Regions from separate parts of the Homo sapiens genome. Here region 1 is linked to region 2. The links are chromatin loops, found by intact Hi-C in ENCODE. Cell type or tissue: GM12878. All regions are shown on one strand.

The links. A loop is a pair of places that touch in the nucleus more often than their neighbours do. Peaks named below come from ENCODE experiments on the same cell type or tissue, not always from the same donor. Only the 100,000 strongest peaks of a DNase experiment are listed, where the experiment ranks them.
Region 1: it touches region 2 in a loop (5-fold over the local background); 2 of 110 quality-filtered maps call a loop at or near these places.

What each region holds. Positions count from the first base shown.
Region 1 is chr16:47,117,670-47,125,669 of GRCh38, reverse strand. NETO2 (neuropilin and tolloid like 2) reads left to right here. Exons shown (of 9, transcript NM_018092.5): 5 at 2,758-2,802; 6 at 2,886-3,013. LOC124903806 (small nucleolar RNA U13) reads left to right here and starts at 4,649; the gene lies at 4,649-4,751. In GM12878, no CTCF peak of the experiment used is centred here; no DNase peak of the experiment used is centred here.
Region 2 is chr16:46,687,119-46,695,118 of GRCh38, reverse strand. VPS35 (VPS35 retromer complex component) reads left to right here and starts at 5,941. Exons shown (of 17, transcript NM_018206.6): 1 at 5,941-5,988. The coding sequence starts at 5,986. ORC6 (origin recognition complex subunit 6) reads right to left here and starts at 5,460. Exons shown (of 7, transcript NM_014321.4): 1 at 5,349-5,460; 2 at 3,999-4,128; 3 at 2,574-2,737; 4 at 1,937-2,026. The coding sequence starts at 5,413. RefSeq lists enhancers at 4,637-4,706, 4,757-4,836, 5,074-5,772, 5,773-6,470 and silencers at 5,177-5,476, 5,797-6,036, 6,187-6,236. In GM12878, CTCF peaks have their summits at 4,926 and 6,456; DNase peaks (open chromatin) are centred at 4,932 and 5,708; H3K4me3 peaks cover 5,599 bases; H3K27ac peaks cover 4,020 bases.

The DNA of each region.
Region 1 (8,000 bases), 430 kb before region 2:
TTACCACAATTAAAAAATAGTAGCAGCCAGATGTGGTGGCTTACACCTGTAATCCCAGCACTTTGGGAGGCTGAGGTGGGTGGATCACATGAGGTCAGGAGTTTGAGATCAGCCTGGCCAACATGGCAAAACCCCGTCTCTACTAAAAATACGACAGTTAGCTGGGCGTGGTGGTGCACGTCTGTAATCCCACCCACTCAGGAGGCTGAGGCAGGAGAATCGCTTGAACCTGGGAGGTGGAGGTTGCAGAGAGCCAATATTACACCACTGTACTCCAGCCTGGGCAACAGAGCAAGAATCTGTCAGAAAAAAAAAAAAAACTAGTAGCTAGTAAGCTGTTTTTTCACAGTGGCAGGGAAAAGAAAGAAAGACAGGATATCCTGCCTTGTGAAATAGTCCACAGGAGTTTGAGAACCAATAGTTTATATCAAAATGACTGATTGGATTAAATTGGTCAGCTATTTTATTTTTATTAACTAAATCAACTAACTGAAGTAATTGAAACATTAGTGTCATGAAGATACTGTTAGAATAGATGGTGGCTGCACATAAGTTTAGACTACTTGACAGAAAAAGACATCCAAAGAATACTCTTATTTGAATAATGTTTTTAAATATTTAAAGACAAAGTCAGCCAACTTCATATGTAAAGATACTTACTTTGGAGTCAAGTAGCTCTTTTTCCTCTATTCATGTTATAGATCATGAGAGCAACTTTAAATGGCCTATAGTTAAAATATAGACAAAGTATAATAAAATGCTTAGGATTTCTAGAGTTTATCACCTTTCATTTGCATTTTATAGTGCTTCACAGTTTTGATAGACATTATGTTTAATTTTGTGCTAATGACTAATGTCAGGAGGATTATGTAATATTTTATTTTACAGATGAGGAAACTGAGTCAGATTAAGTGATTTTCTTGGTTCATAGAATGGCAAATCCAGGACTAGATTGCATTTCACTAGGCAATACTTCCTACTCTATCATGTTGCCTTTATAATGTGGATGAGGTCACATTGGAGAAAAGCCTTATTAAAATGTGGATGAGGAGTCCACAATTTTATCACTAAAAGAGAAAACCAACACATGTCAAAATAAATAGGCAATGCATAATTAGCTAAATATGTCTGTCTGATGTTATTTCAAGTCATGTTAATAAAATAAATTTTGTCTAGGAGGTGGTAAATCTGGAAGAAACCTATTAACAATGGTGAGAAGTTCATTTTTTTTAATGAAATTCTCTACTGAGGGAGAGGCTCTTAATGGGTTGTTAGTTCCTGGACATAACTGAGATAATTATGGACATTTTAATGCAATAATGACAATATCCTAGATTTCTGGAATACATATGAAATAGTTCTGATTAATCTGCCAGACAGTTCCTGTGATTCCCCTCCGCCATGCCGTTTAAGATTTAAATTTCACTTTGACATTTCTCTGCAAAAGAGCAGAAGTGTCTATTGTCCTCTTTCAGCAAGGATGAGTTTTGTTTATAAAGTTAAAAAAAAAAGTTGCTGAGATATATTCTACATAAGCTAATAATTTTTTTCCACTTTTTAAAATATGTAATTTGATAACTTCCTAAAGTATCTGGAATTAAAAACAACAGTTTTAACAGGAATTGAGTCTCTAGTTGTACACAATTAAATTGCGTATTGAAATAGATTTTCCAGTCCGGGTGCAGTGGCTCATGCCTGTAATTCCAGCACTTTGGAAGGCCGAGGCAGGCAGATCACAAGGTTGGGAGTTTGAGACCAGCCTGACCAACATAGTGAAATTCTGCCTCTACTAAAAATATAAAAAATTAGCTGAGCGTGGTGGCAGACACCTGTAATCCCAGCTACTCGGGAGGCTGAGGCAGGAGAATTGCTTGAACCCGGGAAGCAGAGGTTGCAGTGAGCCGAGATTGTGCCACTGTACTCCTGCCTGGGCAACAGTGTGAAACTCCATCTCAAAAATAAACAAAAATAAATAGATTTTCCAGAAATCTGAGACATTTTAGACAACCCAGCAATTTTTTTTATTCTGGCTGTTAGGTATATACACAGGTTCTATCTGAACTTTAAAATAATTTTTTAAAGATACCTGTGTTTATAATTTCTAAAACTTTATTTTTATTGTGGTAAAAAATATACATAACAAAATTTACCCTTTAACCTTTTTTTTTTTAAGACTCATTTTGTCACCTAGGCTGAAGGGCAATAGTGCTGTCTCTGCTGTCTGCAGCCTCAACCTCCTGGGCTCAAAAGATCCTCCCAGGTCAGCTTCCCAAGTAGCTGGCACTACAGGCATGAGCCACCATGCCTAGCTCTCTTTAACCATTTTTAAGTGTGTAATTCAGTGGCGTTAAGTACATTCACAGTATTATGCAACTATTACCACCATCCATTTAAGCCGAAGTTTAGAAGACAAATTGTAATATGATTCAGCAGAAAGGAACTTCATTCCTTTTTAAGGCCAAATAATATTCTGGTATATTGTATATGTGATGTTCCGTTTACCTGTTCAACTCTGACAGTTGATGTGAGTTTGCAAGTAGCATAAATAAATTATTCACTATGGAATCAAAAATATAAACGTGATTAAATAAATGTCAATCCTGTAAGCGAGCTCCTAAATGACCAATGATATGTAGTTTTCACCAATGAAAGCTTCTCTTACCTTGCTATGAAATGGAACGTTAGATGTAATGTAAGACATCGAGGATTAAAGTAACTATCTCAGTACCAATGACTTTCTTCTTTTTTCTGTTACAGATCCAGACTTTACTTACCTAGGAGGTATTTTAAATCCCATTCCAGGTTTAGTATATTACCACTTGTTCCTCTTGGCATTTTTGATTAGTCTTATGTTCCTTTGAACACCTTTCATGTATTCCTTCCAGATTGTCAGTTCGAGCTCTCGGGAGCTGATGGAATAGTGCGCTCTAGTCAGGTAGAACAAGAGGAGAAAACAAAACCAGGCCAAGCCGTTGATTGCATCTGGACCATTAAAGCCACTCCAAAAGCTAAGGTATTATTATGTATTGAGTCGCTTCAGAGAAGAACATCATGATAAGGCATGATTTGCAAAATGTGTAATTTTGGTTTGTGTAAATATTTATTGACTACATAAACTGATACTGCAACTTTTTAAAATGTATTTTATTTCACTTACTTTATTGGCATCTACTAAGATCCCAGCATTATTATAGTTAAATAAACTGAAATTTCTGAAATTCTTCAGGAATATTACATATATATTAAGATTCTCAATTATAAAAGATTAAGATTCTTAAGACCTGTCAGTTCCCAATTGGTGAGTGTGCATACTGATCAGTATGATTATAGATTCATTAACAGCTTTATGAGGAAGAAAATAGGCTACAAGAGGTGAAAATGTGTTCTCAAAAGTTACAGAGTTGGTCGTAGCAATCTAAAAGCGAAAACCCAAATGTGTCGAGTCTGTTCTTACCCTGCCATCCTCTGCTACTCATGGGGTGCTTTTATTGGAAAGAACTGCAGGGAAGGATGTTTTTAAATAACTCTGACAGATTGAGATTGGATACTTTTGCATTTAATGTATACTTCTAGGAATATCAACAGAGTTAAAATTATATTTAATGCGTATTATGTAAAAAGAGGGAAAAGAGGAGAGAGTGAGGGTGGGAAAACATACCTCTCAAGAATCATGAAAATCAGATTTAAAGATTGGGTAATATGATAGATAAGGTAACCTGAAAACCCATCTGCTAGAAGACACATGGAAACATTGGGTAAAATATGACAAATAATTATTTTAAAAGCATATGTGTAAGCTCCAGGAAGGAGAAAAAGAGGGTAATGCTTATGGATGAGAAATGAAGAGAGAGAACTGTAGATTAATAAACTGAAATTGATGTTACAGATGCCCCTGGCTGACTTTTATAACCTGTTACTGCACAGGGGTAGACATACTGGGAGCTTCCTTTTAATTCCCATACTGAGAAAAGAAGAGTCCTGGGGTTCACATGGCCTTTGTGAGACTCACATGAAGCTGGAGCCCTCAAAGGGAGGCAACTCACATGAAAGCATAGATTAGAAAAAATGTTTCACTACCACATGCTGATGACAAAGAAGCTTGTTTTTCTGGGTTTAGTCTCAGGGTGGGGTTGGAGGTGAGGCTGGGGTCCCCCCTAGCTTTATACTTAGAAACCCTGCCTTTATTAGGGTTTGAGAAATGAATTTACATTCCCTGCTCAACCCAGGAGTCATGAAGTCCAAAGACTGACAGAATGGTCCTGGGTGCATTAAACCTTTGAGTCACCTGGCAAAAATAAATCTAAAAGTCACCAAGAAAGCTGCAGGGTTGGCATGGATAAAACACTGCTGCAGGTCAGCTCACAGCCCGCAGATTCTAAAACCCCTATGCTCACAGCCCACCATGGGTACGAGTTCACCGACATAACACACAGGAAGGAGTTCCTTAGATCCCCAAGAATTTGAGTGTTTCACGTATCCTACAAGAAGGAAACAGAGATGAGAAAGAAAAATGACCACGTCCATTTTTAAAATAACCAAATAGGAGGTCTATAAGTTAAAAGTATGGCTATTAAAAGATGTGTCTGAGGAAATTACCCAGAGTGTATCGCTGGAAGAGGTGGCAGTTTATTGGGATTTTCCATAACTGATACTCTGTAGTGTGTAAGTCTGATGCCCGGATGTTGACGCACACATGTGACGTGCGCCTCCCTCCAGCCTTGTTACCATGTCGGCACATTGCCTATCTGACATGAAAAGGAAAAAAAAGAAAAAAAAAATTTCAAGAACTAATGAAAAGCATGACACAGGGTGACTCCCAAGCAGGAAAAAAAAATTTAAGTGACACTGACATTGTACCCCACAGACAAGGAGAAAAGTTATTAAACAATAGAGAAAATAGTCTACAAAAGGATGCTATTAAGATTGACACCAGAATTATCAATAGCAAAATAGAAGCCTGAAGACAATAGAATAATGTCTTCATAGTGTTAAGAGTGTTCATTGTCATTTAAGAATGAAGGCAGTGGCCAGGATGTGGGGATGATTAATGGGTACAAAAGTATAATTAGATAGAATTAATATCTGGTATTTGATAGCACAACACAGTGACTACAGTCAACAATTTATTGTACAGTTTAAAATAAGCATAATTGGGTTATTTGTAACACATGATAAATGCTTGAGATGATGGATCCCCCATTTATCCTAATGTAATTATTATGCACTGTATACCTATATCATGATAGCTCATGTACCCTATAAATACATATAGCTATTATATACCCATAAAAGTAAAAAATAAAAGAATGAGGACAAAATTAAGATGTTTCTCTGCAAAGTAATAAATGAATTAAATGCTACAGTTAAAATCCAAATATATCTTGTTTATGGGATAATTACAGGAAAATTTGAAAATACAAAACTAGGAAAGAAATAACAGACAAATGTCAAAAAAGAGCTGATGTAACTATTAAAACAAATCAAGAATGTCTCTATCTCACTAGATAAATCTCAGGTATTAATATAGCCTTAAAATGCACAAAACAGGTTGTTGATTGTCAAGGAAAATTGACAGATCCATAACATAGTTGGTAATTTTTTTTTACTTCTTAGTAATTAACAGTTCAAGCATACAAAAAGTTAATATGGCTCAAAAGATTTAAATTACACAGTATGTGCTTAATGGACACAGTATCTTGCTCCCAACATCCAGAAAATAGGCATTCTCTACTAGCATTCATAAAACATTCATCAAAACAGATACACGTGCTCAGCTAACAAAGGAAGTCTGAACATATATGCAGAGCATCATGTGACAGAAATGCAATTAAACCAGAAATCAGCAACCAAAGATTACTTTAAAACTCCATATGTTTGGAAATATAATAATATACTACTTAGTAATTTGTAAGTCACAGAAGAAATCAGTATGGAAATTTGAATACATTTAAAATGCATTAATGAAAATACTACATTTAAAAAAACTGCGGTACAGCTAAAACAGTACTTTGAGAAAAAAGACTGAAATTTAATAAGTTAAGACTCAAGAAGTTAAAAGAAAAACAAATCCAAAGAAAGGGCAATCATAAAACAGAAATTAAAAAAAAAAACGAAGATACAAAAAGAATAAATCAGTGAGGCCTGACATCGGCTCTTTGTAAAAGGTAACAACAGGCAGACTTATGCCAAGATTGATCTAGAAAAAAAAAGACATAAATAGGCCGGGTGCAGTGGTTCACGCCTGTAATCCCAGCACTTTGGGAGGCCGAGGCAGGCAGATCACGAGGTCAGGAAATCAAGACCATCCTGGCTAACATGGTGAAACCCCATCTCTACTAAAAGTACAAAAAATTAGCCGGGCGTGGTGGCGGGCGCCTGTAGTCCCAGCTACTCAGGAGGCTGAGGCAGGAGAATGGCGTGAACCCAGGAGGCGGAGCTTGCAGTGAGCTGAGATCACGCCACTGCACTCCAGCCTGGGCAACAGTGCAAGACTCCATCTCAAAAAAAAAAAAAGAAAAAGAAAAAAACATAAATAATATTAGAAATGGAAAAGTTATAAATCAACTACAGCAAGGATTTAAAACTATTATGAAACAAACCAAGTAGAAAGTAGATCTGCCAAACAAAAAAGGAAAGAAACTGTTTCTTTCATAAATAAATGACAATGGGGGAAAAAGAAAAAACAAGAACCTATAGATTAAAAGAGATATAAAAGTCAAGTGAACTTACTGATTGAAACAAACTATAAATGGAGGGAACTGATGACAGAAGTTTGAACACTGGTATTTAATATTAAGTTATTTATTTGTTTGGTTTGATAATAGGATAAAGGTTATTTTTTAAGTGGCTTTAGTGATACAGAAATGTTTACAGATGCAATGATTTAATGTCTGAGATTTGTCTCTAGTATGTAAGAGGTAGAAGTTAGGAGAGACAAATAAAATAAGATTGGCTAGGTTATAATTGTTGAAGTTGGAAGCTGGGTACACAGATATTTTTGTCTGTTTTTGCATATTTGAAATTTTAACAAATGTTTTAGACTATCATAAGAGAATATTATAAATAATGATTTGTCAGTAGATTTGTAAAGGGTATATATAAATGGTGATGTTTGGAGAGTATGGAGGGAATCCCGGCTTTTTTCTCTCTTAATCAGAACTCACAACAGGTTGGGAGACTAAAATTCTAAGGAAAACTTGTCTTTCTGGCCAGAGGAACTAGATAGAGGAGACCATGTTGTCATCTGGAGAATATGAAGAAGTCTTGGAGAGGAGAGAACTAGAGCAGGGAAGCACTAATGCAGGCTTTCTTTCTGAGGTGCCTGTGTGTGGAACAGATCCAGGGAAACGTGGCAGCAGTGTTGGGAACCATGTTACAGTATAAACCACCTCTGAGTCCCTGAGTGTGTCACACACTGGGCAAGCCTACCCAGCACAGCAAAGTCTTTGAACATTGGGACCACCACCCAAACAAAGAGAGACAGAATTTGCAGTGCGAACACAACTTAGTTGATTGTCTGCAGAACCAAAACAAATAACAAAAAACGACATTCTCCAGGGATTTTTTAACAGGATCCAAGTCACACAGCATAATATTTAAAATGTCCAAGATACAATGAAAAATCACATACAGAGAACTAGGAAAATCTGGTTAATTTTTAATGAAAGACAACCAATAGATCCCAACCCTAACCCAAATATTAAGAACTATCCAAAAATCTTTTTTTAATTTAAAAAAATGTTTTTAATAGAAATAGGATCTCACAATGTTGCCTAGGCTGTTCTCAAACTCCTGAGCTCAAGTGATCCTCCTGCCTCAGCCTTCCAAACTGCTAGGATTACAGGTATTAGCCACCCTGCCCAGCCAGAATTATCAAAAATTCTAAAGCAGTGATAGAACCATGCTTCATGAGATAGCAGTAAACACTCTCAAAGAGTAGGAAAATAGGACTCAGCAGAGAAATAAACTAATTTTTTAAGTGAAAAATTTAGAACTAAAAG
Region 2 (8,000 bases):
TCTTCAGAATAGACCTGTCAAGACCTTTTCTTACTCAGCGTAATATGGTTTCAAAAGTAGAGTTGACTATTCTCACTGTTTTCTACAATATCAGCTGCACTCCCTCCGTATATGCACATACTTTTGTTGAATTGAAGAGATGTTTTCCATAAATGCCAATTAATACTCCTAGGTATGTACCTAATAGAGCCAAGCATACCAAAATTAGTGGGTAGGTAGTGAGAAATCCATTCTTTAAGGGCCAACTACATTTTGTTTTCTAAGGAGTTTTCTGGCAAGATAAAAATAAGATAACTTTAGACAAAGATTATCAACAATTACTAATATTTCCAAGGTAACATTTCAGCATACACATAGATAACCCACAATTGTAAGATTCAGATGTGATAATTTATCACTAAAATGTTATAAATTCCTTGAAGAACAGTTGTAGCCAGTGTTTTGTTTTTTTTTTAAGAGACAGTGTTGTGGGGGGGTCAGCCCCCCGCCCGGCCAGCCGCCCCGGCCGCCCCTACTGGGAAGTGAGGAGCCCCTCTGCCCGGCCAGCTGCCCCGTCCGGGAGGGAGGTGGGGGGGTCAGCCCCCCGCCCGGCCAGCCGCCCCGTCCAGGAAGGAGGTGGGGGGGGTCAGCCCCCCCGCCCGGCCAGCCGCCCCGTCCGGGAGGTGAGGGGCGCCTCTGCCCGGCCGCCCCTACTGGGAAGTGAGGAGCCCCTCTGCCCGGCCACCACCCCGTCTGGGAGGTATGCCCGACAGCTCATTGAGAACGGGCCAGGATGACAATGGCAGCTTTGTGGAATAGAAAGGCGGGAAAGGTGGGGAAAAGATTGAGAAATCGGATGGTTGCCGTGTCTGTGTAGAAAGAAGTAGACATGGGAGACTTTTCATTTTGTTCTGCACTAAGAAAAATTCTTCTGCCTTGGGATCCTGTTGATCTGTGACCTTACCCCCAACCCTGTGCTCTCTGAAACATGTGCTGTGTCCACTCAGGGTTAAATGGATTAAGGGCGGTGCAAGATGTGCTTTGTTAAACAGATGCTTGAAGGCAGCATGCTCGTTAAGAGTCATCACCAATCCCTAATCTCAAGTAATCAGGGACACAAACACTGCGGAAGGCCGCAGGGTCCTCTGCCTAGGAAAACCAGAGACCTTTGTTCACTTGTTTATCTGCTGACCTTCCCTCCACTATTGTCCCATGACCCTGCCAAATCCCCCTCTGTGAGAAACACCCAAGAATTATCAAAAAAAAAATAAATTAAAAAAAAAAAAATAAAAATAAAAATAAAAAAAATGTAAAAAAAAAAAAAAAAAAAAAAGAGACAGTGTTGCTGTGTTGCCTAGGCTGCAGTGTAGTAGCGTGACCATAGCTCACTATAACCAAGAACTCCTAGGCTCCAGTGAGCCTTCAGCTTCAGCCTCCCGAGTAGCTGAGAAGCCAGGACTGGAGGCATGTGCTGACACCCAGCTAATTTTTTTTTTTTTTCTTAAGAGATTGGGGTCTTATTATGCTGTCTAGGCTAGTCTTGAACTCCTTGCCTCAAGCAGTCCTCCTGCCTCTGCCTCCCAGTGTTGGGATTACAGGCGGGAGCCACCACGCCTGGCCCAACCAGTACTTTTTAAAAAATATGAGCAGAAAAATCACATGTGAAGACTGTTTTAATGACAGATATCATCTCTTACAAAAGGCAGACTGAAATCAGAATTCCCAGCATATATATACAGCTGCTATTTGCTAGTGGAATTCTGGCAACACTAGTTCCAAGTTGTTAGCTACATTATGGGATAAACTGGGAATATAGTCACTTGGCCAATATTCCTAATATTATTTCTAGGGGAAAATATGCTCTGAATTGATATCAACTAAGTTAGAAGTATTCCTTGGGGATGAAAAACCCACTTGTAAATTGGTAACTTTTCTGAATGTTTAATGAAATACCTACTTGCATGCTGAAAGCAGTGCAGCAGAAGTGAAAAGTGGCCTGGATAAGTCAAGATCCACTTGCTGTGTCTGGGGAAGACTGGACTCATAGCTAAAGGAGAAGTTATTGCAGAATTATCTGTTAGAAAATATTATTTGAAAAGAGACTGAAAGTATCAACCAGAACTTACAAGCTTTTAAAATGGATATGTGTGCTGTCACTTAACACGAGTCATTTTTTTTAAGACTGAAAATTAACCAGAACAGGACAATGGATAATTTGTATCTATCAGTATAAATTTTCTGGTCCCCCCCACCGCCACCGCCGCCCCGCCCCAAGACGGAGTCTTGCTCTGTCATCCAGGCTGGAGTGCAGTGGTGCAATCTCGGCTTACTGCAACCTCCACCTCCTGGGTTCAAGCAATTCTCCTGCCACAGCCTCCCGAGTAGCTGGGATTACAGGTGCATGACGCCTCGCCCAGCTAATTTTTGTATTTTTAGTAGAAATGGGGTTTCACCATGTTGGCCAGGCTGGTCTTGAACTCCTGACCACATGATCCACCCAACTTGGCCTCCCAAAGTGCTGGGATTACAGGCGTGAGCCACCACGCCCGGCCTATTGGTATACATTTTCAATTAAGGTTCTCTATGCCCCATACCTTTTTAGTATCTTTGAAGCCATGTTCACTGCTTCTATACAGCTAAACTGTACAGCTAGGTCTCTTATTCCAATATTTGAATTCAGGCCCAGTAAACACTCAAAAGATTTAAGACAGCTCTGATATGTCTCCTTGTTCAAACCAGAAAGTTTAATTAAATAAGCCTGTGAAAGGAAAAACACATACACAAATCATAAAAACCTTAAGTTCTATATATTAGTACCCTTAAACACTTGTTTAATAAGCAGTATAACTTTTCAAAATTAATTTTGTGGCAAGTCACTCTACCTAAAGGTTTAGCTTCATTTAGTCAAAAAACTGGTAATCATGTCAGGCTGAGGAAGTACTGCTTTCAAAGAGTTCAAACTATGCAAAGGCAGGCAGTCATGCATATGCACAGATGATTTAAAATTATAACACAATATTAATATAGTCAAAATAGGCAGTAAAAAACCACAGGAAACACACAGATGGTTACTTGTGTTTATACAAAGGTGCTAACGTGTAATTTATTGGGAAAAGGAAGGAGAGAAGTAGCGGGAGTGGAGTAGGGGGCGGGGTGGTGAGAGAGAGAGAGAGAGAGAGAGTGTGTGTGTGTGTGTGTGTGTGTGTGCAGGAGAGAAAGAGGAAAAGGAAACTAGGAAAAGAAACAGGAGGATCCACTGTGGGAAACCAGCTCTGTCTGGGAGACTTAAGGAAAGTTTCAATGTAACAATAAGGCAAGGTCATGTAAGACAAATAGGAGTTTGCCAGAAGAGCATTGCAGGAAAAAAACAAGGTATTGCATTTTCAAAGCCACAAATCATTGACGTGCAGAGTCTGTTAAGAGAATACTGCAGCTTGAGGCCAGGATTCAAGAGAGGCTGGAGAGTTTGATGGTCATCAACAAAGCTTTGTTTTTAGTATTACCATTTAATGAGTGTATCGTTATGACACAGGTGCTGTGTTAATGGTGTTATGTACATTTAATCCTCATAATAATCCAGCGAAATTGGATATTTTATCTTCACTTTATGGATGAGGACACTGGAGGCTAACAGAGGTAGCTAGTGTGGAGATTTGATCTCAACATGAAACTCCTCCTGACTGACCCCAAAGCTTGTTCTCTCAAACACTGTGACATTGGAAGAAAAGCATAGGGGTTTGGAAATACGTGCTTTAAAAGGAGGGTAATGCTAGCAGCAATGTGGAAGATGGCCTCTAGCCGAGAAAGAGGTGGTCAGGGAAAACAGTGAAGAGTAAAGAAAACATGGCAAAAAAATATTTTCCAATGCAAAATGATTCTACAGTATTTCCAGAATAACACACAAGAATACCCAGGACAATTCTAAAACAAGAGTTTTTACTAGGGTTTAGTTCAACCAAAAGTTAAAAGAGCTTCAATGTTGCACTGGATTATTCAGACATTCGGTGGGACCTACTTACCCTGTCCAAGGGGCACTTCATCCAGGAAGCTGCAAGGTCCAGGCACATGACTGCACTGCTGGTCTCCGTGGTGCGTGCGGAGAGGCCGACACACTTCACCCGGGACAGGCGCAAGTACTCCTCTGCTTTCCTGGTTAAAAGGGCAGTGTGTTCGCTACAACTTATTCAGAAGTTTGCTCAACACGTTGGTAAACAATGAATACAGCCTGGTTAGCTTCACACTAAGCCTAACTCCTGTGGCTCGTTTATCTGGGGCTGGGAATGAAGGTCATATCCTCTGGTGAGAGGAAGACAGAACCAGCACTGACTCCAAACATCACTGTGCTCAAATGCTTTCAGGCAAAAGGAAGTTAAATTTTGACAAAAAAATTACCCTTCTTTCCTCCTTCCATTACTGGAACAAGCACGAACTATCAGAGACAGGCAGGTTAGACCAGGGTTCCTCCTTTCCTCCTATTTCCTTTAAATCAGTAGTTCTTAAACTTGATGGTAGGCGAAAATCACCTTGGGGACTTGCAAATTACTGGGTCCCAGGCCGAGTTACTGATCAGCAGGCTTGAGGTGGGACCCAAGAATTTGTATTTCTAACAAGTGACAAGATGATATGGCTGTTGCTGGTCCAGGAACCACATTTTGAGAACCACTGTTCTAAATGACTACCGAGTCCTGCAGGTTTGTCTTCAAATCTTTTAAGTGCTGTTTTCCTTGCCTTCCCTCGCCTGACTGCTCCACGTTTTAGCTACAATGGCTTTATTTCGAACCCCGGATCCCGCTTCCCATCTCAACGCTTTTACAGGAGCTGTCGCCCCTGCCTGGGCTGCTCTTGCCATATCTTTCCTCGCCTAGCATCTGCCATCAATCCGGCCTCAGCGGGAACGGCGCCTGCTTTTCCGAGTTTTGTTTGTTTCTTTGTGTTAAAGGCAGCCGCTAGGCCGCGCTCCACCCCAAGCCCAGTGGCTCAGGAGCATTGCCCGGTTAAGGTCTACACAGTCCTCGCCCTTACAGACAGCGGGGTCTGCGCCTCGTTGTCGGGTTCCCCGCTATAAACCCGACTGCAGTAGGCGTTGGCGGAATGAACGGAAAGTTCTCCCTGGCTCATTTTTCTACCCACGGACAGGGCTGGCTGTTCCCAGGGACGTGTGCCATCGCCGTTTGCTATCGCCCTTCTTGCCATCTCATTCAAGCTCACGGCCGAGAAGTTTTTCTTGAAGTAGGCCCTAAACCCCGCCCGGCCCCAGCGCTCCCCGTCACTCCCCCGCCGCCCGTCGCCTGGGAAGGGCGCGGGCCTCACCTGAGGGCCCAGGGCCGCGAGGCGGAAGCCCAGCCCTGGTCTTGCGCGGCCGAACTCACCTCAGCATGTCGGGCTCGGCGAGGCCCAGGCGCGGGGCTAGGCGCCCGATCAGCTCCGACCCCATGGCGCCGGCACTAAAGCGAACAATTCCCGTGAACGCCGCGGGTCAACGAAACCCGCGCGCAAAGGCTGCACCGGCCAGTGAGAGCCAGGCCCCACCCCCGGCGCATCTGGATTGGTTAGGACAGGACGTTGAGACCGTCCCACAAACCAATCAGGGTCTTCCTTTTGCGCATGCGCATCAATAGCGCAATCGCCAACGCAGATGCGGTGAACGTGGACTTGTCGGCTCCCCCTCCTTCCATTCCTTCTTGACAAACTCATCACACACTGCCTTTCCCTCCTGTTGTCTCCTGCCTGCCGCCGGGCGATCCCCACTGCCCTGCACTGCTCCGCCCACTCTCGCACGCTGTGGTGAGATTGGCTGGCGCTCAGGTCCGTCCATCTAGCGTTAAGTGACAGGGCCAATAAGCACGCGAGACTCGGGTTCCTAGAAGTAGGCCAATCAATGAGCCGCCTGTAGGGCCCGGGGGCGGGGCTAGAGAGGGCGGGGCTTGGAGGGGCCGCAGCGTCACATGACCGCGGGAGGCTACGCGCGGGGCGGGTGCTGCTTGCTGCAGGCTCTGGGGAGTCGCCATGGTGAGTGCTGAGGGGGCAGTGGCACCTGGGTCGACCCTCCTTGTAGCCCCTGCTCTCTCCCACCGCCCCGCACTCCAGCGAGTGGAGAAGGGGCCCCACAGACCGTTCGGGATTAAGACCAGCCCGATTTGGCCTGCGGGATAGGGGACAGCAGGAGGAAGGCCGCGGGCAGGCTGATCCGGGCCGGGGTGGGCGGCGGCTCTTGGCTGCGGCCGTTGCTGAGAGACGGGGCGGCCTCTCTGTGGGGTTGACTTGGCATGTAGGCTTTGGGGTCCATGAAGGCCTGCGGCCTCCTTTAAGTGGAATCGGTCACCTGCCTACCACGAGGGGACCGGTAGTCCTAGGTCTGAGCGTCTGGCCCCCGGGGCGCGTGGAGGCCCTGAGACTCGGAGGTGGCGCCGGGACCCGCCCAGATGTTGCGTTTCTACCTTTGTGCCTAGTTGTGCTCGGCCGTCCCCACGCCCTCCTGGAGGGGTCGCAGTGATTCCTTGGCCTTTCTTGGCCTCATACCCGCCTTCGGCTGCAGTGTTTGTCAGCGAGTTCTGGGGACCTGCTTACATGAATTTCCTGGAAGGACTCAGGCTGTCTTCTAATCCTGACGGTCGCAAAGGAGACTGATTGTTTACTTTAGCATTTGTGCATTGGGCGCACCTTGCCTCTTTTGTCTCGCCATTGATAAAATCCAAGTATTTGACTTGCTGGAAGCAGTACTTCTCCTTAGGGCCCGTCTATGACGGCAGCAAATCGTGGTGTGGCTGTTGGCCGGTAAACTTGAACTTCCTCAAAATGTGAATCTTTGTGTCTGGTTCCCACAAAGGCAAGTTGTCACTTGCATTTTATTAGCGTTTAACATAGCCTGCACTGTGTAAATAAATTTTTTGAGTATATACTGTATGTCCGCTTTAATTACCTTACTCACTCTGTGTAGATAGGCTTCTGTAAATCTGTAAGCCTGGAAACAGATTTCACTTTAAATGTCTTAATGCCAGAAAGGATTAAGTGTTTTACAAATACTATTTTCATATAACGTGTTGCCGTACAAGGTGATTTTGCCTGTTTCTCAGGATTTTTATAATTGGGAATTGATACAAGACCGGCGCAAAATTTAACTTTAGGATTTGTGTGTTTCCAGCGTTTATGGATTGACATTTATATTGTTTTGTAATGGAAAACACTTAATTGAGGATGTATTACACACTCCGATTCTTTGTTGGGTGAACCAGTTGGGAGCAATCAGCCAGACACACAGTCTTGTCCTCATGAATTTTATTGGGAAAGGAAACTTGAGTATTCGTTCTTTCACAGTCACTGTCTATAATTTAGGCAGCTCGCTTAGTCTTCTTGGTGTCGCACTTTTGCATCCGAAAGCAAGTGTTGGCGGCCCCTTTGGCCCTTCCCAGCCCTAAAATTCCAGAATCCACTTCAATTCATCAAACATCTTGTGTGCCTTCAGTGTCACGGACTGTGGCCCTGGGTACCAATGTCGAACTTAAGAGGCTACTGGGGGAGACACGCTTGTAGAACTTAACTGTAATACAGTGTGTGGATTGCTTTACTAACATTGTCAACTCAGTGCTTTGGGGTCATGGAGGGATAGTTTTGCCTGGGGATTTTGGGAAGGACTACAGGAAGTAACGTGAACTGAGACTATAAAGAGGGTGGAAAGAAATTCTCCAGGTGGAAAGAAAAGGTATTGCTAATAGATGAAGCCAAAACGTTCAGTGTGCTCCATCAGAGGATTCTTGGGGATATGTATTGGAAATGAAGTTAGAGCCGTTTGGTGTTCAAATTATATTTTGAAGTTGTCATGCCCTCATCATCCTTATTTCTCTCTACTTCAGTTGTCAATGTATGCCATGTCATCATTTTTAAAATAGTTCTTTCATTAACGTGATATTCTGTACCTTTGTTTGAAGAAATGAGCGTTACATTTGGTTTACATTGTACTGTCAGATTACATCTACAGCATATAAGCAGGGAGGTTGAACCACAATAGGTTTCTAACATAAGTG